Regions from separate parts of the Homo sapiens genome. Here region 1 is linked to region 2. Evidence: read pairs that join two places in POLR2A ChIA-PET (ENCODE). Cell type or tissue: Panc1. All regions are shown on one strand. Links, peaks and the distances in the headings refer to the core of each region. The heading gives the core; the rest is flanking DNA. Region 1 has its middle 69 kb from the start of SLC4A4. Region 2 overlaps MOB1B (MOB kinase activator 1B).

Region 1 (5,000 bases), core at 1-5,000, 200 kb before region 2:
CCAAGTGCGGGACCTACCGAGCGCGTGCCCACCCGGAACTCGTGCTGGCCCGCGAGGGCGGCGTGCTGCCCTGGTTCCTGCCGGCGCCTCTCCCTCCACACCTCCCCGCAAGCAGAGGGAGCCGGCTCCGGCCTCGACCAGCCCAGAGAGGGGCTCCCACAGTGCAGTGGTGGGCTGAAGGGCTCCTCAAGTGCAGCCAGAGTGGGCACAGAGGCCGAGGAGGTGCCAAGAGTGAGTGAGGGCTGCCAGCATGCTGTCACCTCTCACTGGGATTACAGGCACCCGCCACCACGCCTGGCTAATTTTTGTATTTTTATTAGAGATGGGGTTTCACCATGTTGACCAGGCTGGTCTCGAACTTCTGACCTCAGGAGATCCTCCCACCTCGGCCTCCCAAAGTGCTGGGATTACAGGCATAAGCCACCGCATCTGGCTATTTTTCAATATTTTTTAAAGCATCAAAAAGATCCCAAGATATAAAGCGATTACCAGGCCAAAACTGAAGGAAAAGTAGAGACTAGAGGGAAAAGCCAGCACAGAAGCAGGATTTCCCTGATGGCATCTGGCAGCCCAGGAGAATAAAATCAAAGCGCAAGGCCCACACACTGTGGAGATTCTACTAGGAAAAGCTCTCCTCAGTAAGCTGGAGTTCCAAAGGACTGTAACTTCAGAAAACAGTGAAGCATTATCACCCTGGTGGAACAAGAAACCTGGAACCATGATCATGGTTAAGCCGTAATCCCAGACTGGTACTTGCTGCTGCCTGACAGAAGCAATACAAAACTTCTCTAGAGGCGGCACCTTAATTTTGCACCTCAATTTATATTTGTATAAATAAACTTTTAATATAAACAATCCACAATCAAAGGACACAAGAAAAAGAAAAGCTCCATGAGAGGGAAACAGTAGAAACCACAAGCATAAGAACCGAGTTCAAAACCTTCCAATATTATCAGACACAGAGATAAAAAAATTCACTATGTTTAAAAACATAAAAGACAAGCTTGCAAATATCTTCAGGAAAGAGGAAAATACACAAAGTGACATAACAAAAATTTGAAAGAAACAACTTCTAAAAACAAAATAAAATGGAAAGCTCAACAAACCAGTTTAATAGCAGATTAGACATGACTGAAGACAGAGTTCATCAGAAGTAATGATCAAGAAATGCACAATATAAAGACAGACTAAACATACTACAGCGTTTGAGAGACATGGAGAATCAAGTGAGCTTGTCTCACTTTATTGATTTAATTGAAGTTCCATAAGGAGAAAAAAGAGAAAGATGTAGAAGCAATATCGAAGTAACAGCTTCCCAGTACTAATGAAAGATTTCAAGCCAGATTCAAGCCAAATGAATCCCAAATAGAATAAATTTTTAAAAATTCAAACTGATACACATCATGATGATACTGTGCAGCCTGGATAACATAGCAAGATCCTATGTCTTAAAAAAAAAGAATTAAACTTAGCCAGGTGACCATGGTGGCACACACCTGTAGTCCCAGCAACTTGGGAGGCTGAGGTGGGAGGATCATTTGAACCTAGGAGTTTGAGGCTGCCGTGAGCCATGATTGTGCCACTGCACTCCAGCCTGAACAACAGAGAAAAACCCCAACACTAAAAAAAAGGAAAAAGAAACTGTAAAACCCCCAACTACAACAATAAAAAAGCATAAGTGCACTCATAGATAAAAAGGAGATTAAATACAAATGAGTAATAGGCTGACAGTTAACTTCTCAACAGAAAACACTGGAAGCCAGAAAATAGTGGGATATATTTCTTAATAGACTATGTTTTAGGGCAACTTTATTTTCACCGCAAAGTTGAAAGTACAGGGGGCTCCGATATACTCCCTGCACCAACACATGATAGTAGCCTTTCCACTATCAGCAACCCATACCAGAGTGGTACATTTTTTACACTTGATGAACCTACATTGACACATCATTATCGCCCAGATTCCATAGTTTACATTAGAGTTCACTTTTGGTGTTATGCTTGCTATGGGTTTAGACAAATGCATAATGACATGTATCCACTATTAGAGTAGCAGATATAATGGTTTTACAGTCCTAAGAGTCCTCTGTGCCCCACTCTCATTTTGCATGAATCATTCCACCTCCCTGAAAGTCACTGTCTGCTCTCCCAACCATATCTGGTCTATTTCCCTGTAACAAATAAAAACCAAATTACAATATAAAGCTTTCCCATATCTCCCTCCTCTGAAGTCCTGTGCAGTTACAGAGTGTGAATATAAAGTAACAAGGACTTCTTTAAATGAAGAAGAAATCAGAATTTATTAAATAATATCCTTAATATACTAAAATATTTAACAACTAGAATTCTACATCAAATAATCTGTCAAAGATAAAGGCAAATAAAGATATTTCCAGAAAAGCAAAAATAGGAGCATTTTACTACAAATAGACCTTCAAGTAAAGGAAATTTTAAAGGGTATATTTGAGGCAAAGGGAAAGTACTCCCAGATAGAATGAAAGAAGACAGAAAAAAATAAAAAGCAAAATAAAGTGATAAGTACATAAATCTAAATAAACATTATCTGCATAATATAACAATAGTAATACCCTGTGGTCAATCAATTCATGCCAAAAATATCATGTAAGATGAAAGTGAGGTATATGAGGTTAAGGTATCCCCAGGACCTTGTATTATCGAAGAAAAGGATAAAGGTGTTGATTTATTTTAAGCTTTGATAAATTAAATACTTATGTTGGAATTTTCAGGGAAACCACTAAAAAATAGAAATAGAGTATATGATATCCAAATGCAGTTAAGGTAAAAAAGCAATAAGAAAAAGATAACTAGAAAATGTATTTAAAAGGCCAGGCATGGTGGCTCATGTCTGTAATCCCAGCACTGTGGGAGGCCCTAGGTGGGCAGATCACCTGAGGTCGGGAGTTCGAGACCAGCCTGACCAACATAGAGAAACCCCATCTCTGCTAAAAATACAAAATTAGCCAGGCGTGGTGGCGCATGCCTGTAATCCCAGCTACTTGGGAGGCTGAGGCAGGAGAATCACTCGAACCTGAGAGGTGGAGGTTACAGTGAGGCAAGATAGCACCACCACACTCCAGCCTGGGCAACAAGAGTGAAACTCCGTCTCAAAAAAAAAAAAAAAAAGAAAATGTATTTTAAAACTAAGAAATAAACTTATGGATTTTGCATAGGACAAAGAAGGAATCACAATGGAAATTATAAAATACCTTGAACTACAATATAATTGACTATATATATGTAGAGAGAGAGGGAGAGAACCCTTTCCATCTTGGAAGGGTCAGCAGTTCACCCTTAGAAAGATAAATCATTATGCCAGATTGATAATGTGGAAAATCTCCCAAAAGATAATGGCTTTTATTTTCTTCTCTTTGACATTGTGACTATAAAGAGTTTTTATTCTTTACTTTCATTTTAGAGAAGTCTCTAGAGGAAAGAGAGATGAACATGTTTCAATCAGCCACATGTTTCACTAGGTCATTTTAAACCTCTATAAAAAATAGCACAATCTGATGCATTGTTTCTTTTTTTCTTTCAGAATTTTAAAATTTACCGTTAAAACAAACAAACAATCTCTACCTATATTTTTTATTTCAAGCACAGGACAGAATCATTCACAAGCCATCTATATTTCTGAGAATTTTTCCTGTTTTCAGAGACCTTCTAAGATAAACTTCCAACTCCTTTCATTACAGGACTATGTTTATATTTAAAACATTTTTGGTGGGATGTGGTGGCTCACACCTATCATCCCAGCACTTTAGGAGGCCAAGGCAAGAGGATTGCTTCAGCCTGGATTTCGAGATCCGCCTGCACAACATAGCAAAATTCTTTCCCTAAATTAAAGATAAAAAATAAATTAGCCACTCACGGTGGTGCACACCTGTAGGCCCAGCTGCTTGGGAGGCTGAGGTGAAAGGATCACTTGGGCCCAAGAGGTTGGGGCTTTAGTGAGCCATGGTCACGCCACTGTACTCAAGCCTGGACAATAGAGTGAGACCCTGTCTCAAAAATAAATAAATAAATAAACAATTTTTACAAGCATTTTTTTTTTTTTTTGAGATGGAGTTTCGCTCTTGTTGCCCAGGCTGGAGTGCAATGGCTCAGTCTTGGCTCACCGCAACCTCCGCCTCCCGGGTTCAAGCCATTCTTCTGCCTCAGCCTCCTCAGTAGCTGGGATTACAGGCATGTGCCATCATGCCCAACTAATTTTGTATTTTTTGTAGAGACAGGATTTCTCCATGTTGGTCAGGCTGGTCTCGAACTCGCAACCTCAGGTGATCCACCCACCTCAGCCTCCCAAAGTGCTGGGATTACAGGCGTGAGCCACCACGTCCGGCCAACAGGCATTCTTAATACACACTCAAACACCTTCCTCACATTAACCCAGGTAATTAACCAGCTTCCTTACAATGAAAACCAGCTATTGTCTACCTTCTGATCTCTATTTTTTCTCCTTAATCTAATTGAAGTAAAGCAATATTTAGTGTGGCTTAGAAAGAAGATGCACAGAAAATGATTACAGAATTCCAAAATTTAAGCATTGTGTGGCTGTAGGTGTGCAGGAGCTATGTGTTGACTCGTTTTGTATTAAAGGTAGAAAATTCTAAGCTAGGTATATTACTTGAAACAGAAAATTAGTTTAACAATAATAATAAAAGCAAACAAAAACAATCTCCAACTGGACTTAAACGTGTTGACAAACTACATAAGCTACGAAGTACATTTTGCTTTCCTAAATATACATGAGTTAATCAAGATACCAAATACTGGGATTGTTTGGTTTATTAATAGAATGTATGTTGAATAGGCCGGGCGCAGTGGCCCACACCTATAATCCCAGCACTTTGGGAGGCCAAGGCAGTGGACCACGTGAGGTCAGGAATTCAAGACCAGCCTGACCAACGTGGTCAAACCCCATCTCTACTAAAAATACAAAAATTAGCCAGGCGTCGTGGTGTGTGCCTGTAGACCCAGCTACT
Region 2 (17,374 bases), core at 7,129-12,128:
GGGCTGAAGAGTCAAAGTCACTGCAGCAGACCTCAAAATATTGCTGTGAATTGGTCTGCTGTTCACTGACTCAAAAGTACAATTCCTAAGAGTTGAAAATAAGACAGCTGAATATTTGGCAGGTATGGAGAAGGGTTAGTGAGAATGCAACCAGGCATATGTGAGCAAAAACTATAACCACAGGGAGTTTTTAAACAAAGAGCTATTTCAGTAGTTAAATCTAACACTACAGAGCTCCAGCAAACAAATGGATTCTCTAAACAGCAGGAGGGTTATGCTGTTGCTCATCTGTTTGAAACATGATCCCAAACACCAGAAAAAGTTGCCTTAAAATACCTTTCCCCCATTGTTTCTACTAAATTACTCTTTATTTACAGAGTTATACATTTCCACTAAGTTATACTGTTACCTATTTCTTTTTTTTTTTTTGAGTCTAATTTTTTTTTTTTTTTTTGAGTCTCACTCTGTTGCCCAGGCTGGAGTGCAGTGGTGCGATCTCGGCTCACTGCAAGCTCTGTCTCCCAGGTTCATGCCATTCTCCTGCCTCAGCCTGAGTAGGTGGGACTACAGGCGCCCACGACCAGGCCCAGCTCATTTTTTTGTATTTTTAGTAGAGAGGGGGTTTCATCGAGTTAGCCAGGATGGTCTCTTTCTCCTGATCTTGTGATCCGCCCGCCTTGGCCTCCAAGAGTGCTGGGATTACAGGCTTGAGCCACCGCACCCGGCCCTACTGTTACCTATTTCTACAAAAGAAGATTTACATAAAAAATATTCCTCCTAATGCCCAATACTATAATACTATAACTACTAAACTATTATCATCAAATTTCAATTTGAGAACAACAAAAAGACTTAGGCAGACAGATACAAGGGTAGCAATAAAAGAAAATTTGACTAGGCAAGGTAGCTCATGCCTATAATCCCAGCACTTTGGGAGTCTGAGGCGGGCAGTTCGCTTGAGCCCAGGAGTTGGAGACCAGCCTGGGAAACATGGCAAAACTTCGTCTCTACGCATGTGGCACCGGTGCCCACCTAAGGTCAGAGACATCAGAGACATGTGACACACTAAGACTGGACCCCATAGGAGGATGCTCTGGGGGATCCTGTGGACCTCAGCCTCCCCAAAGAGGATGCTCTTGCAGAGGTTCTGAGGTCTAGAAGTTCTGAGCCCTCCTCAGAATTCTCCCGCAGTTGTAACGCTGCTTGGCCCCAAAATTGTTTGGAATCTGGAGCTTACTGTTTAATGGGAAAATGGGATGGCGTTGCATGTATCCAGGCTTTTGTGCTGCGGTTCTAAGCAGGGGGCCTGATTAATGTGACGTTCTCCTTTGGTACTGTTTGGCCCCAGTGCTCTTCAGAGTCTGGGGAGGTTTGGCCTTTAATAATCAAACTGCCATGGAGACTGCTTTACCCAAAATTTTGGTTCACAGCCTTCATTGGATTATCTATTGGGGCAAAGTAAAACTGGCAAGCTTGTATTGCTACCTCATGGCTAAGGTTCCAAGCAATTGGATCTTCGTTTGTGTGTGTGTATAGATGTCTAGATGTATTTATTCGTATGTACACTTATTGTTACATGTTGTGTCTACCAAAATTGGCTTATAAGTAAGAGTGCTCATAAATTAAGTCTAAGCAATTTTCAAGTTCACGTGACTTAGAAGTATAACTCTACTAAACAAATTAGCTTCAAAATTATAGGTGGAATAAAAATAGAAATGCCTTCAGAATTGTCAGCATACATTTTGTCTGAATTTTATGTTTGTCTTTGCTAGGTATTTTTAAATGTCAGTGTTAATTCGGGCCTGCCTCTCATTCTATTCAAAGTCTCACTGAGATAAATGCACATCTGATTGCTTCCTTTGGAAGGACTAATCAGAAACTCAAAAGAATGTAACCGTTTGTCTCCCACCTACCTATGATCTGAAAGCCCCCAAGCCCCCTCCCCACCTCGAATTGTCCTGCCTTTCTGGAACGAACCAATGTTTATTTTACATGTGTTGGTTGATGTCTCGTGTCTCCCTTGTTAAAAGTAAAAATTAAGTACAGCAAATGGGATAAATGTTTTAGGTAAACTTTTTGTGTAAATTAAAATCTTAAAGTTATTTTCGATGCTCATTTAATATCTGGGTCATCTTCAACTAAGAAATGGTTGTGATATGGGGAAATATGTTTCTAAAATTGTGGAATTGTTCTTATCTATAAATGCCCATATCTGATAGTTCAGGATTTCTTGCTTTTTAGGGTTTCACTAAAGTTTTAGGTTACTAAGGATAAGAATTTTAGTTAACACGTAATTCTGTATACAAAATGTGCCAGAAAGGATTATGTTATTAGTGGAAGAAAGAATAATTTTGTCTAATTCAGAAGTTATCTAAAAGTCAGTTCAAATTACAGATTTAAAAGGTTATTTATGAAACAATGTAGTAAGGAGTCATTAAGTAGGGGAGAAAGATGTGGGAAAAGTTTAAATAATAAAATATTCTTTAAAACCCGATAGAGAATTGAAGACATAAGGCTAATTAACACTTTCATATTCAAAGCTCCTAGCCTTGATTAAAGTAAAATAAGAAGTATTGTAAAGAAATGCGGGCCAGGCACGGTGGCTCACGCCTGTAATCCCAGCACTTTGGGAGGCCAAGGTGGGTGAATCATGAGGTCAGGAGTTCGAGATCAACCTGGCCAACACGGTGAAACCCCATCTCTACTAAAAATACAAAAATTAGCTGGGCATAGCGGCACATGCCTGTAATCCCAGCTACTGGGGAGCCTGAGGCAAGAGAATTGCTTGAACTGCAAGCTCACTCAGCTTGCAGTGAGCTGAGATCGCACCACTGCACTCCAGCCTGGGTGACAGAGCAATACTCCATCTCAGGAAAAGGGAAGGGGAGGGGAGGGGAGGGGAGGGGAGGGGAGAGAAGAGAAGAGAGAAGAAAAGAAAGAAAGAAATCCATCAGCAGTTTGGCAATTCTTTTTTTAATATAGTTAAGCATGAAGCTGGATTTACTGTGGAGCCAAATTTCACACACATGCCTGCATTGCTTCACATTATGTTTACTGTTTTGCATAGATAGTGCTGGCACTGGAGTACTTACTGGTCATGTGCCTAAAGTGGATTTCTTGACTGCATAGAATGTATAATAGTACTGGTAAACTAAAGGATATTAAATTGTGTATCAGGAATAAAATATTCATTATGTGAGTTTTCTGGGGCCCTAGGTAACACTGTAGCCTCCAGGGTAAATTAAATAGGAAAATTTAGGGTTGGTTTCCTGTTTGTTTTTGCTTCTAGTTTTCATTCATTTGCTGTTTATTCTCCTCTGGCTTTGCTTGTGTATGCATATATATAAAAAACCATGATATTTTTTAGTTCCTAGTGGAAGGCTTTTACTTGGTTCCGCGAATGGTTATTTTGTTTCTGATGCATTTCTAGCAAGTCATCATTTGTTCCATTTATCTGGAATTCCTAAACTACCTTTATCAGTAGAGATTAATGGAGCACACCAGCTTTTCATCCTTAAGCTAACTTTTTGGATTTTAGGCCTCCTGATACTTTAACTGTGTTGAGTATATTCTTGTAAATAGAATTTGAATCATACTTCTCTTTCTCTGCCTAATTTCCCCCAAAAATCTGTAAACTATTTGTGAGTATTCTTAATTCATGGCAATGTGTTTGTCTGCATACAGTCAAGCAGGGTCACTAGGATCACTCAGAGAGAGAGAACCCAGAAAACTGGCATGCTGGCAAAAGGGTAAGAATTTCTTACCAGTCTATATCTGGCTTCTTTCTCTGTGCAAACTAGTTAAATATAAAGTAAAAGTCACTGTTTATCTCCTCCATAAAGTTTTAAATTAATTGCTGTAATAATAAGAAGCCAGGTTCAGTGGCTCATGCCTGTAATCCTAGCACTTTAGGAGGCCGAGGCAGGCAGATCACCTGAGGTCAGGAGTACGAGACCAGCCTGGCCAACATGGTAAAACCCCATCTCTACTAAAAATACAAAAATTAGCCAGGCATGGCGGGGCACGCCTGTAATCCCAGTTACTTGGGAGGCTGAGGCAGGAGATCACATGAACCCAGGAGGCAGAGGTGCAGTGAGCGGAGAGTGAGACTGTTGAAGGAGAAGGAGAAGGAGAATGAGAAGGAGGAGGAGAGGAAGAGGAAGAGGAGGAGGAGGAAGAGGAAGAGGAGCTTAAATCAAATATTTTGTCAGAAAAGTGAAAAGTGTAATGTCTTTTATCTAGTTCATGTGACTTGAGTAATTTCTGGGAAATAAGGATAGTTTTAAAGATAATTGGTAAAATATGTCTTCAAAATGTAAATATGTGGTTACATATTATGTTATGTATAATTATGTATAACATAATATGTAATTAAATTATGTTCAAATATTTGCTTTAGGGTCATAAGCTGTTTCTTTGGCTTTTGAAAATTGTTTAACTTGCCTGCTTTCCAGCTAGGTAAGGCCTGGGGACATGTGGAGTCATGACTATACATCAAACCTTATTGAACATAACTCACCAGGTTTTACATCAAAATTAAAATTTCTAAGAGTTGCCATTATAACATGCAATTAAGACTACTAGAAACAGTTTTACAGCTGGGTGTGGTGGCTCACGCCTGTAATCCCAACACTGTGGGAGGCCGAGGCGGGCTGATCACCTGAGGTCAGGAGTTCCAGACCAGCCTGGCCAACATGGGGAAACCCTGTCTCTACTAAAACTACAAAAATTAGCCTGGCATGGTGGTGCGCGCCTGTAGTCCTGGCTACCTGGGAGCCTGAGGGAGGAGAGTCACTTGAACCCGGGAGGCAGAGGTTGCAGTGAGCCGAGATAGCGCCACTGCACTCCAGCCTGGGCAACAGAGCAAGACTCCATCTCAAAACAACAACAAAAAAAGAAACAGTCTTACATACAATGTGTGTAAGAACAGTAGAATGTGAGGTTTTTTTGGTAAAAGGTTATAAAAGGTTTTTACTTCTTTAAAATTTCTGAGTCATCATTCTGGCAAAATAAATAATTTACGGGAATCTGGAATTCCAAAATCAAACTTCAGTTTCAAAATTGTCTTTTTTTTTTTTTAATTATTATTACACTTTAAGTTTTAGGGTACATGTGCACAATATGCAGGTTTGTTACTTATGTATACATGTGCCATGCTGGTGCACTGCACCCACTAACTCGTCATCTAGCATTAGGTATATCTCCTAATGCTATCCCTCCCCGCTCCCCCCACCCCACAACAGTCCCCAGAGTGTGATGTTCCCCTTCCTGTGTCCATGTGTTCTCATTGTTCAATTCCCACCTATGAGTGAGAATATGCAGTGTTTGGTTTTTTGTTCTTGCGATAGTTTACTGAGAATGATGATTTCCAATTTCATCCATGTCCCTACAAAGGACATGAACTCATCATTTTTTATGGCTGCATAGTATTCCATGGTGTATATGTGCCACATTTTCTTAATCCAGTCTATCGTTGGACATTTGGGTTGGTTCCAAGTCTTTGCTATTGTGAATAGTGCCGCAATAAACATACGTGTGCATGTGTCTTTATAGCAGCATGATTTATAGTCCTTTGGGTATAAAAACCCTAGAAGAAAACCTAGGCATTACCATTCAGGACACAGGCATGGGCAAGGACTTCATGTCTAAAACACCAAAAGCAATGGCAACAAAAGACAAAATTGACAAATGGGATCTAATTAAACTAAAGAGCTTCTGCACAGCAAAAGAAAACTACCATCAGAGTGAACAGGCAACCTACAAAATGGGAGAAAATTTTCGCAACCTACTCATCTGACAAAGGGCTAATATCCAGAATCTACAATGAACTCAAACAAATTTACAAGAAAAAAACAAACAACCCCATCAAAAAGTGGGCAAAGGACATGAACAGGCACTTCTCAAAAGAAGACATTTATGCAGCCAAAAAACACATGAAAAAATGCTCACCATCACTGGCCATCAGAGAAATGCAAATCAAAACCACAATGAGATACCATCTCACACCAGTTAGAATGGCAATCATTAAAAAGTCAGGAAACAACAGGTGCTGGAGAGGATGTGGAGAAATAGGAACACTTTTACACTGTTGGTGGGACTGTAAACTAGTTCAACCATTGTGGAAGTCAGTGTGGCGATTCCTCAGGGATCTAGAACTAGAAATACCATTTGACCCAGCCATCCCAAAATTGTCTTTTCTAATGCCTGGCTTTGTGGATGGATCAGAGGGCCCCTGAAAACATCTAGAAAAAAGGTAAACAGGATTATCTGACATGTTTAGGTACATGGGATTGCCAAAATTATGTTCAATCTTCTTTAGGATATATTTTTGTGGATAATGTATGTTCCAAAATTGTATGGGATTTCTAAAATCCCAATGTCTAAGTTTGGTTATTAAGTTATTGTAAACCATAGAAATAACCAAATTTCCTTGTATAAAGCTACTAACCCAAGTAAAACCAAAAAAAATTAAATATCAAGAAAATACTTTGTCCAATTTTCATTTTAAACCAACTGATACTGAAACTGTTTAAGATAGTTTATCATCAATGCTTGATCCCACATTCCTGGGAAAATAATTAAAGCTTCACATACATTTGGTGACCTGATGGGCCATTTAAACATTTTATAAAGGGATTTTATTAAATTGTTATTTTCAATGCATGTTTTCTGGTTGTATAAAAGCTTTCCCATGCAAGAGGGCTGATGCTAAAACAGTAGATTATTATACTACAGTGTATTTTTACCAGGTAAAGACAGTTTTTTATGGTTTGGATCTTCTGAGAACGTCAGAGAAAGACTGTCCTTCCCATCCACACTACAACAAAACTTCGGGACCTTGAACTTTGGGTTCATAATCTCACAACTGAGAGGGCTCTCTCCATACTTTTGGAACTGTGCACCCATTTGAATCCTTGAGGTAAAGCTAACCAAGGAAATTTCTCCCAAGAAAAAGATGACGTCCTTGATGTGAACAGTTTTTCCCCAAGTTCAGAGATTAAAACTTCTACTATCATGAAACTCTTATCTTTGAATGTTTTTCTTGCTTATAATGGAAAAGGAGTCTGTTATGTGCACTAATGGGGTGTACTTTTATTTTTGAAGGAGTTTGCAGCCAGCCTTATACTTCCATAGATAAAAGATGAAGACCCAATGTAGGTAAGAAACCTTAATGGTACATACGTTGCCTCATAATCAGTCAAAAACAAAACACTGGTTCACTACTCTTAACCCATATCATGGGTTAAAGAGAACACTGCCAGGAGGCCTTCACTGTTCTAAAAGGGCATCATTTGTTAGGTCCTTTTTCCAAGGTTAAAAGTAAAAGAAGTAGTGTTAGAAATGTATCCCTCATAATACACTCTATAGCAAATTCTACTGTAAAAGCTACTGTTACACAACAGACTTTAAATTCTCCTGTGAAAGTTATAATGGAATTGGCTGAACAGAGAAGTATGTGAACAGCTGCTGCTACTTGTGGCCTATAGAGAAATACATCCAATGAAGATTATAGAAATTCAGTGGTAGGCCAGGCGCAGTGGCTCATGCCTGTAATCCCAGCAGTTTGAGAGGTCGAGGTGGGTGGATTACCTCAGGTCAGGAGTTCGAGACGAGGCTAGCCAACATGGTGAAACCCCGTCTCTACTAAAAATACAAAAACTTAACTGGGCATGGTGGCACATGCCTGTAATCCCAGCTACTTGGGAGGCTGAGGGAGGAGAATTGCTTGAACCCGGGAGGCAGAGGTTGCAGTGAGCTAAGATCATGCCATTGCACTCTAGCCTGGGCAAGATAGCAAGACTCTGTCTCAAAAAAAAAAAGATATTCAGTGGCAGGGGATTAACAAAGAAATTGCCTAGGCAAGTGAGTAAAATCTTTAGCTCATTCTTTGTTCTATTTGAATTTAGGAGGTTTGTTTTACGGGGACCTTGGGTAAGCAACTCTTGGTATTACCCTCCCAAATAGTCATAATAATAGTCTCTCTCGTGCACTGTATTCTCTCAAAGGTTTTAAATGCTTGCATGCAGCCATCTCTAGAATGTCATATGGTCTCTCTTCAACTGAAATGACAAGAGCTGAAAGAAATGTGTGACCATGAGGACACCGTAACCTATGAATGACGTGCTGAGACCAGAAACCCAAAATAATGGTAACTGAGAGTGATACTAAGGCCCTAAATTTTGGTCACACTCTCACCTAAGTGAGAACCTGACCAAAAAGGGGGAATTTTTTAAACAAAATTCTGGGAGGCCATCGTTTTGGACTAATCTCATGCACTAGGCCCCAAGAGACCAAACCAAACTAAAATGGAGTCGTTCATGCTAAGGCTTTAAGGAAACATGTAGATCCTAGAATAGACCAGGTTTTGTTTTATCGCCTGCAAACTCTGTAACAAACATTCCTGACAGCATAGGTACCCACCCTCTGAAGCCCCCATTAAATATTTTAATCCAATTCATTTCCTCTCGCCTAGAGACCATCAAACTTAAGATGATCAGGCAACAAAGGTTCCAGCCAGTTCCAGGTGAAGACACCACCCCTGGCCATCAAGGAGCTACCCTGCTTCCACTAGACAGAGCAGGGAGACAGTTCCACGATCCCCAATAGGTAGGGACTATGCCTCAAGCCAGCATGAAACAAGCTACAGAAAAAAAAAAAAGACCAACGGTCCCCCTCTGCCGCCCATAAAGATTTCTCAGGGTCACATCTCTCAGGGGCAGATGAGGTAGGAAAATAGGGCCTGAAGGCACGGAACATAAGGCCAACTCACACTTCAGCTATGACAGGAAATATCCTCTCCATGGGGCAGAGGCCAAGTAAATGACTATAACTTTACTTCATTCTCTCCATTTATATAGGGCGTACCTGAAGTAACTAATGGAATCCTCTAGAAAGTATTTAACCTCCCTTACATAGGGCATACTCGAAGTAACTAATGGAATCCTCTAGAAGGTATTTAAACTCCTCAAAATTCTGTAACGGGGCTCTTGAGCCCCTATGCTCGGGCCTGCTCCCACACTGTGGAGTGTACTTTCATTTTCAATAAATCCCGTCATTCCTTCCTTGTTTTGTCTGTGCATTTTGTCCAATTCTTTGTTCAAGATGTCAAGAACCTGGACACCCTCCACCGATGACACTATTACCCAAATAATGCTTGTTTACCTTCAACTCCTGCTTTCAAGTTCTAACCACAGAATATCAAAATAGCACTAACACATACCATAACAAACCGATAGAAATTGGCTACAATTTAAATAATCCTAAGTGGTTTATAAAAAATAACAGCTGCTAGCAATCATCATTGTTAAGATAATGATAATAACCGAAGTATCACTGTCGCACATAAGTCCAATCGATTGAGCTAAGTCTTCTACATTCAGTATCTCTAATCCTCCCAACATTTCTGAAGTATTGATCCTAAACATAGGATTCATAGGAAAAAAACACATTACTGTCACACATGTACCACACACAGCTGAATCTCAGACTGCTTTCATCCTTTATATGCTACAGGAGGGGCCCACACAGCCCCAAGGAGAGGAGGTGGGGCAGTAACCGCGACTGTACAACAGCTTGGGCCCAGGCCAGAGAGGGTGGCCAGACAGGGTCAAGAGAACAGCTGTAGTACAGGGACAGAGCAAACAACTACCTGAGAATGACAAAAGTCAGGTTTCTTACCAACAACAAAGAAAAACATAGGAAAGGAGAAGGCTAGAATGAACCCTGTGCCACTGACTTGCAACTGAAGGTAGTGATGTGAACTCGTTTAATATACACAGATAGATATAGCTAAAAATATATGGATATAAATGAATGTATTTTTTAGTACTGTCCAATGAGAGTGCCTGGGAGCAGCAACACATCTGTAATCAGCATACCTACACCTAGATTTTGGTTTCTAAATACTGTTCTCCACTGAGCAGAACCAACGTCCTCAGATAAATGTCTATCTCCTGGACTGGGGCAGAAAAAGTGTAAGATAAAAAAATATTTTGTTGTGCCAGGAAGTAAGGAAGTGTTCAAATGAGGATGGGAACAAGTCAAAGAGACACAGAAGCCAACTCACTGAAGAACATGGGAATCCTTATATCCACACTGCCTTAGTCACTTTAGGCTGTTACAACAAAGTACCTCAGACTGCATAATTTATAAACAACAGAAATTTATTGCTCACAGTTAAAGAGCCTGTATAGTTCAAGATCAAGTCACCAGCAGATTTGATGTCTGGTGAAGCCCTCGTAAATGGCGCCTCCTATGTGTCCTCACATGGTAGAAGGGCAAAGAGGCTAACATGTTCCCTCAGGCATCTTTATCAGGGCACTAATACCATTATTGAGGGCTCTACCCTCAAGATCTCTTCACCACCCAAAGGCTCTATCTTCTAATACCATCACCTTGGTGATCACTTTCAACATATGAATTTTACAGGGATACAAACATGCAGATCACAGCACACATTGGTATTAAAAAAAAAAAGAGTAAATTCCTCCTTACAGTAAAATTGCCAACTAATAAATTTAGAAGCAATGACAGAATTAGCACTTTGGCAATCATCATAGTAACAATTTAGACAAGAAATATCAACGAACACTAAAACTAGTGGGTGAAAACAGAATGAGGAATGGGAGAGCTACATACTACCAAAATATCTCCCTATAAAATATTAATAACAAAAAATAATAATAACCTTACAGTGGAGAATCCTGGCAAACACATTAATCAAAGGATCAAAGTTAACACCACCAATAATGGACAAATAGACACTATATGCATCTGATAAGATGCAGTAAGAAAAATGCACATCACCTGGGCACGGTGGCGCACACCTAGAATCCCAGCACTTCGGGAGGCCAAGGCAGGAGGATTGCTCGAGCCCAGGATTTTCAGACCAGCCCTGGCAATGTGGGCTGTCTCTACAAAAAATTTAAAAATTAGCGGGGTGTGGCGACACATGCCTGTGGTCCCTGCTACTTGGGAGGCTGAGGTTGGAGGATTGCTTGAGCCTGGGAGGTAGAGGTTACAGTGAGCCACAGTCACACCACAGCATTCCAGCCTGGGCAACAGAGTGAGACTATCCCAAAAAATACATAGATACATACATACATACATACATACATACATACATACATACATACCCATACAAACGTACATAAGAAAAGAAAAACATACATGGCTTCTGTGATATTCCTGCCTCAAATGCGTAACTCAAATGCACAAGGAAACATCAGAGAAACCCAAAGCGAGGAATGTTCTACAAAATGGCCTGTAATCCTCAAAAATGTAAAGGTCATAAAAGTCAAGGAAAGACTGACAAACTATTTCAGTTTGAAAAACACAGGCTGGGCCCGGTGGCTCACACCTGTAATGCCGGCACTTTGGGAGGCCAAGGCCGGGCAAATTGCTTGAGCCCAGAAGTTCAAGACCTGCCTGGGCAATACGGTGAAACCCTATCTCCACAAAAAAATGATTAGCCGGGTGTGGTAGAACATGCTTGTAGTCCCAGCTACTCAGGAGGCTGAGATGGGAGGATCCCTTGAGCCTAGGAAGTCGAGGCTGCAGTGAGTCGAGATCGGGCCACTGCACTGCAGCCTCGGCAACAGAGCAAGACTCTGTGAGAAGAAAAGAAAAAAGAAAAACACTACAGACATAAGTGGATGCAATACATGATTCATGACTGGATCCTTTTGTCGAAGATTACATTGTTAAAGCAACAGATGAAACTCAATGGGGTTTCTGGATAAGGAATATGTGGAAGTTCTTTGCACTGTTCTTTGCAACTTTCCTGGAAGTTGAAAAATGTTTCAAAATTAAATTTAAGGCCGGGCGTGGTGGCTCACACCTGTAATCTCAGCACTTTAGGAGGCTGAGGCCGGTGGATCACCTGAAGACAAAGTTGAGACCAGCCTGGTCAACATGGTGAAACCCCATCTCTACTAAGAATATAAAAATTAGCTGGGTGTGGTGGCGGGCACCTGTAATCCCAGCTACTTGGGAGGCTGAAGCAGGTGAATTACTTGAACCCAGGAGGCAGAGAATGCAGTGAGCAGAGATCGCACCACTGCACTCCAGCCTGGGAGACAGAGTGAGACTCCATCTCAAAAAAAAAAAAAATTTAATTTAAAAATCACTTCTGTAAAAGAATGTTACTTCACAGCTACACTTATACTTAATTAAATGTGTTGTAAAAGATGGACCTAAGGCTGGGCACGGTGGCTCACGCCTGTAATCCCAGCACTTTGGGAGGCTGAGGTAGGTAGATCACTTGAGACCAGGAGTTCAAGACCAGCCTGGCCTACATGGTGAAACCCTGTCTCTACTAAAAATACAAAACTTAGCTCAGCATGGTGGTAGGCGACTGTAGTCCCAGCTACTCGGGAGGTTGAGGCTGGAGAATCACTTGAACCCAGGAGGCAGAGGTTGCAGTGAGTCAAGATAGTGCCTTTGCACTCCAGCCTGGGAGACAGAATGAGACCCTGTCTCAAAAAAAAAAAAAAAAAGATGGCCTTAAGTTGGTTAATATAAAACAAAAATGGAAACGTAGGAAGAAAAGGAGAGTTAAAGTTCTCTACAGGACTCAGTTTGACATTCCTAACAGGTAGAACTGTTTCATATTTTTCAAGTAACATGTAGCTATTTTGCCTCAATATCTCCTAATCAAATACACAGTTTAGGGAAGTGCTACATGTATTAGACACGTGCTTTCATATATCAGAAACTCCGAAAGTACAAAAACTGCAACTACACTTAGAGAAAGAAATCAATAATGGTAAAAGTAACCAAATGGCAATTATTTTGCACTCTAGTATGTAAAGGAAAAAAAAGCTATCTCTAAACATGATAAAAGTAAACTAAAGCCAGTCAGTCCTGCAATTCCCAAAACTACAGTTCTTTCTGAAAAGATGACCATATTTACTTCCACTCCCCACATTCCCTCAAAAATACAACATATTAAAAAGGATAACATATATTATATATAAGGATATAATATATGACATATATGTAAGATGTTATCCTTTTTAATGTTATATTAAATTCTATATATTTAATAACAAAAAGAAAAAAATAAAATAACCTTACAGTGGAGAATATATTATAAGGATATAATATCTGATATCCTTTTTTGTTGTCAGATAAAAAACTGTAAGATAATACTTGGTCATCAGCCATTCAAAATGATGTTGCAGAAATCTATTCTCTGGCAAAAAAAAATTTACAAGTAAAAAACCTGGTCTACGCACGGTGGAAATCCATTTGTATATTTTTAAATACATACAAACAAAAATGCAATAAAAAAGATTCAGAAGAAGTTAGCAGGGCGCGGTGGCTCACGCCTGTAATCCCAGCACTTTGGGAGGCCAAGGCGGGCGGATCACAAGGTCAGGAGTTCCAGAACAGCCTGGCCAATATGGTGAAACCCCATCCATACTAAAAGTACAAAAATTAGCCAGGCGTGGTGGCGGGCACCTGTAGTCCCAGCTATTCTGGAGGCTGAGGCAGGATAAACGCTGAATCCAGGAGGCGGAGGTTGCAGTGAGCTGAGATCATGCCACTGCACTCCAACCTGGGTGACAGAGCAAAGCTCTGTCTCAAAAAACAAAAAAAAAAAGATTCAGAACTTTATCCCTAAATACAAACAACAGTTGTCTCTGAAGGTGTGATTATGAGTGATTTTTATTTTCTTCCTTTTCCTAACATGATTTTGTGATTTCTCCAACATGTATATTATTTTTACACTAAAGATAAAGGTTAAAAATATTTAAATATTATATGAATTTAAAAGTTACTATTTCGTCTTCTACTAGTGTATTCTTGGTGAATCTTAGAAGAGAGTCCCAGCATCATGAGACAATAATGCCTGGTAACATAAGACTTCCCTTAATAACAAGGCCCACTTGAATATCACCTTTAAGAAAAAAATATATATATAGATATACATACACACATATATACATACATATGTGTGTATATATGTATATACACGCATGTGTATGTGTATATATATCTATATATAGATATAATTTTGTTAATTATAGATGATAGTATAAGGCAGGATCAGCTGGGCGCAATGGCTAGCACCTATAATCCCAGCGCTTTGGGAGGCCGAGGCAGGCAGATTGCTTGAGGCCAGGAGTTCGAGACCAGCCTGGCCAACACGGCAAAACCCCATCTCTACTAAAAACACAAAAATTAGCTGGGCATGGTGGCACACGCCTGTAGTCCCAGCTACTCAGCAGGCGGAGGCAGGACAGTCACTTGAACCTGGGAGGCAGAGTTTGCAGTGAGCCAAGATAGCGCCACTACACTGCAGTCTGCGTGACAGAGTGAGACTTTGTCTCCAAAAAAAAAAGGCCGGGCGTGGTGGCTCATACCTGTAATCCCAGCACTTTGGGAGGCCGAGGTGGGAGGAGCACCTGAGGTCAGGAGTTTGAGACCAGCCTGGCCAACATGGTGAAAATCCCATCTCTACTAAATATATAAAAATTAGCCAGGCATGGTGGAGGACACCTGTAATGGTGAAGGGCACCTGTAATCCCAGCTACTCAGGAGGCTGAGGCAGGGAGAACTGCTTGAACCCATGAGGTGGAAGTTGCAGTGAACCAAGATTGAGCCACTGCACTCCAGCCTGGGTGGCAGAGCAAGACTCCGTCTCAAAAAAAAAAAAGAAGTATAAGACAGGATCTCTGGACCTAGACTTCCAGGACTCAAATTCCAGCTACACTATTTACTGGCCACATGATTTTGATAAAATTATGTAACCTCTCTGTGCTAGTTTCCTTATGTATAAAATAGGATTCCTGCTAATTACTGAACTATTTAAAACACTTTGTCCCTGGCACATAGTAAACACTCATTGAACTATTATTGTTATTTTTTTTTAATGTTTTCTTTTTAGAGGCAGGGTCTTGCTCAGTTGCCCAGGCTAGAGTGTACTGGCACAAGCATAGCTCACTATAACTCAAATTGGCTCAAGCCATCCTTCTGCCTCAGCCTCCCAACGTGCTGGGATTACAGGCATGAGCTACCACACCTGGCCTATTTGATTATTCTTATAAATTATTAACTTTTTTTAAAGGTGAGGCTGCTGAAGCATTAAAATCAGTTAAATCATTTGCCTGAAAACAAAATGCTGGCTTTGGGGGCTTGGGGGGAAGTGAGGGACAGAGAGACAGAGGGAGACAGAGATAGACACATATAAACATAGCACTATCATGAGTCTAGAGAGAAAGAGACAGACACATATAAACATAGCACCATCAAGAGTCTAGAGAGAAACAGAGACAGACACAAACATTGCACTATCATGAGTCTCTTTTCCTAAATTGCTAATTTTTTTTTTTTTTTTTGAGATGGAGTCTCACTCTGTCGCCCAGACTAGAGTGCAATGGCACAATCTCGGCTCACTGCAACCTCCGCCTCCCAGGTTCAAACAATTTTCCTGCCTCAGCCTCCCGAGTAGCTGGGATTACAGGCGCCCGCCACTACGCCCAGCTACTTTTTTCTATTTTTAGTAGAGACGGGGTTTCACCATGTTGCCCAGGCTGGTCTTGAACTCCTGACCTCATGATCCACCCGCCTCAGCCTCCCAAAGTGCTGCTAAATTGCTAATCTTTTTTTTTTTTAAGACGAAGTCTCACTGTGTTGCCCAAGCTGGAGTGCAGCGGCATGATCTCGGCTCACTGCAACCTCCACCTCACGGGTTCAAGCAATTCCACTGCCTCAGCCTCCCGAGTAGCTGGGACTACAGGCACATGCCACCATGTCTGACTAATTTTTTTGTATTTTTAGTAAAGACAGGGTTTCACCATGTTGGCCAGGCTGGTCTCAAACTCCTGACCTCGTGATCCACCCGCCTCAGCCTCCCAAACTACTGGGATTACAGGCATGAGCCACCGTGCCCGGCCTAAATTGCTAATCTTAAGAATGACAAATGGAAGGTATGTAGCACAGTGCTCAGTAAGTATTTCCTTCCTTTCTTCCTTCTTTTCCCAATCCATCTGTTTCTTCCTATACAGAAATACACCTAGTTCAGCTTTCATTGTTGACATTTAAAAAAAAAAAAAAAAGAGGGCCGGGCACAGTGGCTCATGCCTGTAATCCCAGCACTTTGGGAGGCCGAGGCAGGCGGATCACGAGGTCAGGAGATTGAAACCATCCTGACTAACACGGTGAAACCCTGTCTCTACTAAAAATACAAAAAAAAAGTAGCCGGGCATGGTGGTGGGTGCCTGTAGTCCCAGCTACTCGAGAGGCTGAGGCAGGAGAATGGCGTGAACCCGGGAGGTGGAGGTTGCAGTGAGCCGAGATCGCGCCACTGGACTCCAGCCTGGGCGAAAAAGCGAGACTCCATCTCAAAAAAAAAAAAAAGAAAGAACGAAGAAATAGACATGGTTTAGTCATTCACATTCCCAAACCACCTTTCCTACAGACTTTCATTTATAAGTTAACTGTAGCCAGGCGTGGTAGCATGCACCTATAATCCCAGCTACTCTGGAGGTTGAGGTGGGAGGACTGCTTGAGCCTAGAAGTTTGAGGACAGCCCGGGCAACACAGTAACACCCAGTCTCTTTTTAAATTATTTTTTAAGACAGAGTCTCACTCTGTCACCCAGGCTGGAGTGCAGTGGTGCAATCTTGGCTCACTGCAATTTCTGCCTCCTGGGTTCAAGCAATCCACCCACTTCAGCCTCCTAAGCAGCTGAGCGCCACCACACCTGGCTAATGTTTTTTGGTAGAGATGGGGGTTCTGCCATGTTACCCAGGCTGTTCTCAAACTCCTGGGCTCAAGGTTCCACCCCCTCAGTCTCCCAAAGTGCTGGGGTTATAGGCATGAGCCACCACCGTCCTCGGTGACCCTGTCTCTTAACAAGAAAAAGTTAAATTAAATGTACTTGTTTTAACTCCGTTCCAAATAAGTAGCCTTACATTAGGAAATTACACTTTGGTCTTTTCCAAGTCAAATTTTTTTTTTTCAGAATTCCATTAGTCAAAAGAGACCCATAATTTAAAAATGCTAGAAACTTAAGAGAACATGAAATATACTTTTTGAATGATTACTTAGAACTCACTTTTATCCTCAATTTCCCTGCCTTTTATATGCACAAAATGTCAGGAAGGAAAAACACCTACGTCAGGAGACCTGAGTTCCAACTGTCCCCAGGCCAATAATTGGGCCACCAACCTCAAGTTGGTGATTTTGCCCCTTTAGCAAAAAGAAGTAAGTAGGCCATGTTACTAATAGACCCCTGCTAGCTCCAAAATTCTACAGCCTCTTGCACAAACGTGGAAGTGAACAATTCACAGGCAATTTCTTGACTCAAAGATGTTTCCTCTGACTGTACTCTCCCATTTCCCCTTGTCTTCTTAGAGAGCTCTTG

What was found. Peaks named below come from ENCODE experiments on the same cell type or tissue, not always from the same donor. Only the 100,000 strongest peaks of a DNase experiment are listed, where the experiment ranks them.
Region 1: POLR2A ChIA-PET joins it to region 2 with 6 read pairs; 5 of 35 experiments call an interaction of 5 or more read pairs at or near these places.

What each region holds. Positions count from the first base shown.
Region 1 is chr4:71,116,021-71,121,020 of GRCh38, reverse strand. It overlaps a transcript of SLC4A4 not described here. Among named protein-coding and RNA genes, the nearest start is that of SLC4A4, 69 kb to the left of the region's middle. In Panc1, for the core only: no CTCF peak of the experiment used is centred there; no DNase peak of the experiment used is centred there.
Region 2 is chr4:70,907,021-70,924,394 of GRCh38, reverse strand. All of the region lies in intron 1 of MOB1B (MOB kinase activator 1B), which reads right to left. Among named protein-coding and RNA genes, the nearest start is that of MOB1B, 13 kb to the right of the region's middle. RefSeq lists a silencer at 9,469-9,763. In Panc1, for the core only: no CTCF peak of the experiment used is centred there; no DNase peak of the experiment used is centred there; H3K4me3 peaks cover 1,180 bases; H3K27ac peaks cover 1,321 bases.